2 separate regions of the Homo sapiens genome follow, and region 2 is linked to region 1. The links are chromatin loops, found by intact Hi-C in ENCODE. Cell type or tissue: endothelial cell of umbilical vein. All regions are shown on one strand. Links, peaks and the distances in the headings refer to the core of each region. The heading gives the core; the rest is flanking DNA.

What was found. A loop is a pair of places that touch in the nucleus more often than their neighbours do. Peaks named below come from ENCODE experiments on the same cell type or tissue, not always from the same donor. Only the 100,000 strongest peaks of a DNase experiment are listed, where the experiment ranks them.
Region 2: a loop joins it to region 1, with 4 times the contacts of the local background. A loop is called at or near these places in 2 of 110 quality-filtered maps.

The regions. Positions count from the first base shown.
Region 1 is chr5:146,289,836-146,292,757 of GRCh38, forward strand. The region is part of intron 18 of RBM27-POU4F3 (RBM27-POU4F3 readthrough); the gene reads left to right. Among named protein-coding and RNA genes, the nearest start is that of POU4F3, 48 kb to the right of the region's middle. In endothelial cell of umbilical vein, for the core only: a CTCF peak has its summit at 1,816 (motif pointing right); a DNase peak (open chromatin) is centred at 1,836.
Region 2 is chr5:146,531,942-146,534,863 of GRCh38, forward strand. No RefSeq gene overlaps it. Among named protein-coding and RNA genes, the nearest start is that of GPR151, 17 kb to the left of the region's middle. In endothelial cell of umbilical vein, for the core only: a CTCF peak has its summit at 1,498 (motif pointing right); a DNase peak (open chromatin) is centred at 1,500.

The DNA.
Region 1 (2,922 bases), core at 269-2,768:
GGAACATTCTTTGAATTTCAGCTTATACAAGAAAATACTCAAAGAATGAGAGTAAAGTTATTTTCATTCCTTTCAAATAAAATTTATTTTATGTATTATGTAAATAGCAAATAAGCTGTTTGTCACCATTTGCTTTGAGTAGATCATAATTAATCCTAAATATATTTACAATAAACATTAGTTCTGGGACTTTTTTGGAGGGAGCAGGCAAATTCTGAACATAGTTATATCTATTGAACAAATCAAATGTTTTACTAAGATGGAGCTCTCATTAACAGAAATTAATGATTTTATGTGATATTTTTACTGATTTTGAAGTAAATTGTGCTAAAGCCAAGGATAAATTTTGAATAAGCCCCAGCATACAGTCAAATCTGGATCTAGATATGTTACCGTAAACACAGAATTGTGTTTATCAACATGTGGGGATATTGGATGATAGGGTTGCTTTAGACTAAATGGACCAACATTACCTTGCTGTGCAGAGCTGCTCATTTTATGTTCATTTTTAGTCTGAAAGACCTAACTTGAGAGACCAACCAAAATTGACCCAGAAAAGAAAAAAGAAAAGGCAATCTACTGCTACTGCTTGTATTATGAATCACCTTCATTTATGCTAAATTGGTTTTATTGCCAAGATCTCTCCTTTCAACAGGATCATCTACCATTTGGCCTCTTCCCTGTTCTCCAGTTGACCTTAGGTTAACTAAACCATTTCAACATTCTAAGATAGGCAATTTGATATGGGGTGAAATCAAGGGCAGAATAGTGTTGGATGATTGTGAGTTATTTGTGTTTCCATCTACTCTTAGGCTTCTGCAAGCATTTCTTTTTGTGGTGGTGGTGGTGGTAGTGGTGTTCGTTAACATAAGCACGATTAACATTGCTGTTACTTTTTCTTTGCAATTGTATTAAATTATTTTTTTGTGAAAGAGCAGCAAGGAAAGAAGACCGCTTAGCTTGTTTTAGATAAAGATAAGCCTGAATTTCTGACCTCACTTCCACTTCAGTTTTCTGACCACTTCATAGAGGTGTTTTTTTTTTTTTTTTTTTTTTTTTTTTTTTTTTTTTTTTTTTGAGATGGAGTCTTGTTATGTTGCCCGGGTTGGAGTGTAGTGGCATGATCTTGGCTAATTTTTGTATTTTTAGTAGAGACAGGGTTTCACTGTGTTGGCCAGGCTAGTCGTGAACTCCTGATCTTAAGTGATCCTCTAACCTTGGCCTCCCAAAGTGCTGGGATTACAGGCTTGAGCCACCACCCCCAGCCAACTTCATAAGAGTTTTACTAGTTTGAATATAGTGACCTACTAATTCTTAAAATAATATGTAGAGTTGGAGTTCAGGTTTAGCACTTGATTGTTCAAAATTGTAATTTACTCAATTCTTTGAAGGCAAATATAGGGGCGGAAACACGCCTTTTCAGCACTTAGCCATTTCTGTTGATTAAATTCTTAACACGCCTTTGTAAAAACCTTATAAAGATGAATGTCTTATTAATAGTTTTCTAAAGTCCTTGTGATTTTACTTCTTAGTTTGCCTCCAGACTTCTATCACTGTGAGATACTGATATATTTCTTCTAATTTTAAATTTAATTTGTAAGGGCTAATACCTTGCCAAATTAATTTTTTCTTGAGGATAATTTTGCTTCAAGATTGAGACTATTCACATAGTCAGTTCGAGTTCTTAGACCAAACGCTACCTATTTATCTATGTAAACATGTATTCCTGCATAAATTATTGAATGGTAGTTTCTGAACCACCCTCCAACAGTGGGGCTATTTATTTACTTTAGGATTTACGTTATTAACATTTAGAGCCTGTAGGGGGCTCCAAAGGGCAAAATTTAGTCTTGGAACAGGGACTGAATCTTTTTTCACAGCAACTCAAAATGAGACACCTTTTGCATTGCAACCCAGTATACACACACGAAACAAAAGTTTACAAAACAATACCTACCCAATATGCACCTGATATTTTCATCCTATTAGATAAAAATTCTTGTCAGGACCCACTATATGGCTTTCAAAATTACAGTTTGGAAAAACAGCCTATTGAGTTGCCTGATGGAGTGCATTTTAAAGTCACTGTCTTCCTTGCCGTGACATTGTAGAAACTATTTTGAATATAAAATGTTATTACTTTATCTTCTGTTTTTCCTTTTTTTTTTTTTTTACTTGATGTTTTTTCTTGAAGGGTATTTTGTAGTTTTTAATTTTAGAAGCAAGACAACTCAGTGACGTTTTAAACTTGCCTACAGTTTTATATTTTTGTCATTACTTGTCTTGGGAAGGGAGTGGAATATTAATATATTGGTGCTACATTTTATGCAATTCAAATCACTCTGCAGTACTTATTTGTATATTTTTTAAAAAGCTGTGAAGTCCATAAAACTACAGCTCTTTCTTCTTTTTTTTTTTTTTGAGACGGAGTCTCGCTCTGTGGCTCAGGCTGGAGTCAGTGGCACAATCTCGGCTCACTGCAACGTCCGCCTCCCAGGTTCAAGCAATTCTCCTGCCTCAGCCTCCCGAGTAGCTGGGACTACAGGCATGTGCCACCACGCCCGACTACTATTTGTATTTTTGTAGAGATGGGGTTTCACCATATTGGCTAGGCTGGTCTCCAACTCCTGACCTTGTGATCCACCCGCCTCGGCCTCCCAAAGTGCTGGCATTACAGGCGTGAGCTACCGTGCCTGGCCCACAACTACAACTCTTTAAGGGCTATAAATCAATAAAAGATTATTTGGCTTTGAATTAAATTTTGCACTTAATTTAGAGTTCACTTAGCCATCAACAATTTAAAGTGAACCAATTTTGATATCTAAAAATATATATTCTAACATTGTGCCATTGAATTTCACCTTTTTCAAACATATCCCTATAAGTTTATAAGAAATGTAAGAAATAGATAAGCCCTATATA
Region 2 (2,922 bases), core at 113-2,612, 240 kb after region 1:
CCATGCTCTGACAAGAAGTTTAACACCACAAGCTTTGGGATGGCTAAATGCAGTGTAGCTCATGAAAACTTTGGGACCAAATTAATATGCTTTAATTTGGAAAATATGTATTGGGAAATTATTTAATACATAAAATATTTTTGGGAAAGATTAAAGCTTTGTTATGTAAATAAAGCAATCCTGAATTCTCACAAATTTAAAGTATAACCTGGGGGTGGTGGTTTGTGCCTGTAATCTCAGCTACTCTGGAGGCCAAAGCAGGAAAATTATTTAAAGCCAGGAGTTTGAGACTGGCCTGGGCAATATAGTGAGACCCCATCTTAAAAAATTATTTTTATATATATAGAGAAATACATAAATTTACGTCTATTATATATATATCTATATATGTCTATATCTATGTATATATATATAGATATAAATTAGCTTGGCGTGATGGCGCACGCTTGTAGTCCCAGCTACTTGGGAAGCTGAGATGGGAGGATTGTTCGAGCCCTGAAGTTTCAGGCTGCAGTGAACTGTGATCGTGCCACTGAAATCCAGCCCGGGCAACAGAGATTGAGACCCCCCCTCTGTCCCAACCCCCTCAGAAAATCCAAAGTATAATAACAGAGAATTTTTTATTTGATATTTGGTATCCCCATTCACTTTTTTTTTTTTTTTTTGAGATAGAGTCTCACACTGTTGCCTGGGCTGGACTGTGGAGTGCGATCTTGGCTCACTGCAACTGCCACCTCCCAGGTTCAAGCGATTCTCTTTGCCTCAACCTCTCAAGTAGCTGGGATTACAGGTGCTCACCACCAGGCCTGGCTAATTGTGTGTGTGTGTGTGTGTGTGTGTGTGTGTGTGTGTTTAGTAGAGACGGGGTTTCCCTATGTTAGCCCTGCTGGTCTCAAACTCCTGACCTTATGATCTGCCCGCCTCGGCCTCCCAAAGTGCTGGGATTACAGGCGTGACCACTGCACCTGGCCTCCCCATTCATTTTTAAGTGATGGCCTGTTAAGGTCAAATTTAGTCTTTCTCTCTCTCTCTCTCTCTCTCTCTCTCTTTCTTTTCTTTCTTTCTGACAGAGTCTTGCTCTGTCACCCAGGCTGGAGTACAGTGGCATGATCTTGGCTCACTGCATCCTCTGCTTCCCGGGTTCAAGTGATTCCTGCCTCAGCCTCCCGAGTAGCTAGATTTACAGGCATCCACTACCATGCCTGGCTAACTTTTGTATTTTTAGTAGAGACTGGGTTTTGCCATGTTGGCCAGGCTGGTCTCCAACTCCTGACCTCAAGTGATCCGCCTGCCTCCATCTCCCAAAGTGCTGGGATTACAGGCGTGAGCCACCATACCCGGCCTAGTTTACATTTCTTGAATACATATCATCTTATGCTGGAAGGTCAGGAATATGGATAAAGAGAACTTTGATTTTTAGTGGCTGATCTAGTTGCAGGTGATAACAGGCCTCAATAATTTGGTAGTTTTCTACAGTTGCACAGATTTGGCCAACAGAGGGCGGCAGAGTCCAGTACCTTGAGAGCACAAATGCTGTGTAACCTGTGTGACTTCCGTGCTTAGCTGGTGTGGGTGGTGGAGACCTTAGTGAACTGGAGAGGAGATCTCAGATCTTGAGAGGACTGGCTTGCATTTGATTCTAGCTGATAGTTGCCTGTGGAGAGAAAACCCTAGTGTTGCAGGCTCGGGGCTTATGATTTTTCAAGAGATGAAAACATTCCAGAGTTCTCAGTGAAATTTTCTGATTTAAAAATGTTGCTCAGGGAGGGAGAGCATTAGGACAAATACCTAATGCACGCAGGGATTAAAACCTAGATGACAGGTTGATAGGTGCAGCAAACCATCATGGCACATGTATACCTATGTAACAAACCTGCACGTTCTGCACATGTATCCCAGAACTTAAAATGAAAAAAAAAAAAAAAGAAAAATATATATGCATTAAAGAAGATAGATTATTAAAAAAAGTTGCTCAATTTCTTTTAAAGCATTGCTTGGGGAAAAGAAAAATAAAAGCTGCCAGTGCGTTGAATTTGACCTATGGTCTTCCCAGCCCTATAGTATCCTAGGAATGTGATTGACAGCCCAGACTTTTTTGTCTCTTTATATAAAAGGACATTTCCATAGCATTTCCTCAAAAGGGAGGAGAGGGGAATACTACAGAAAACAAAGGTAGAGCTGCTTTAACATTTCAGGGGAAATTCATGCAGTCTCCACTGGGAGGAAAATTTCAAGGTGTTAAGAAATTTTTGGTTTGGAATCCTGAAGTATAATAGAAGTTGACCTGTTAGACAAGAATTTTCCTCCAAATAATAAATTACTTTTTGAGCATTTATTATAAAACCATCACTTTTCCTACTGCTGTGGGCAGGACCACACACTCCAGGTTTTGTGGGATTGGTTGACTTTTAAATATTCTGTCATGTTTCCCTGTAACCACTTCCACACTTGTCAGTATGGTTTCTTGACTTTTGATTTGGGTACTATAGTGACCCTCTGGCTATACTCAGGGTTTGCTTTCAATTCCTGCTGCAGCTGCCTCCTAATAGGCCTATCTGCCTGGACACTGGCCTCCCTCAAGATTGTCCTTTCTCACCACACAGAAACCACAGCCATTTTTTCAAAACTCAGATTGGATCAAGTCTTTCCTACTTCAGTGTTCTTCCCTTTCACTCTTAAAATCCTTCAGTGGCTTCTTATCACACATTAGGTTAAAGATACATAGCTTGAGCTGGGCATGGTGGCTCACGCCTGTAATCACAGCACTTTAGGAGGCCAAGGTGGGTGGATCACGGGGTCAAGAGATCAGAACCAGCCTGGCCATCATGGTGAATCTACTAAAAATACAAAAATTAGTTGGGCGTGGTGGCGCATGCCTGTAGTCCCAGCTGTTTGGGAGGCTGAGACAGGAGAATTGCTTGA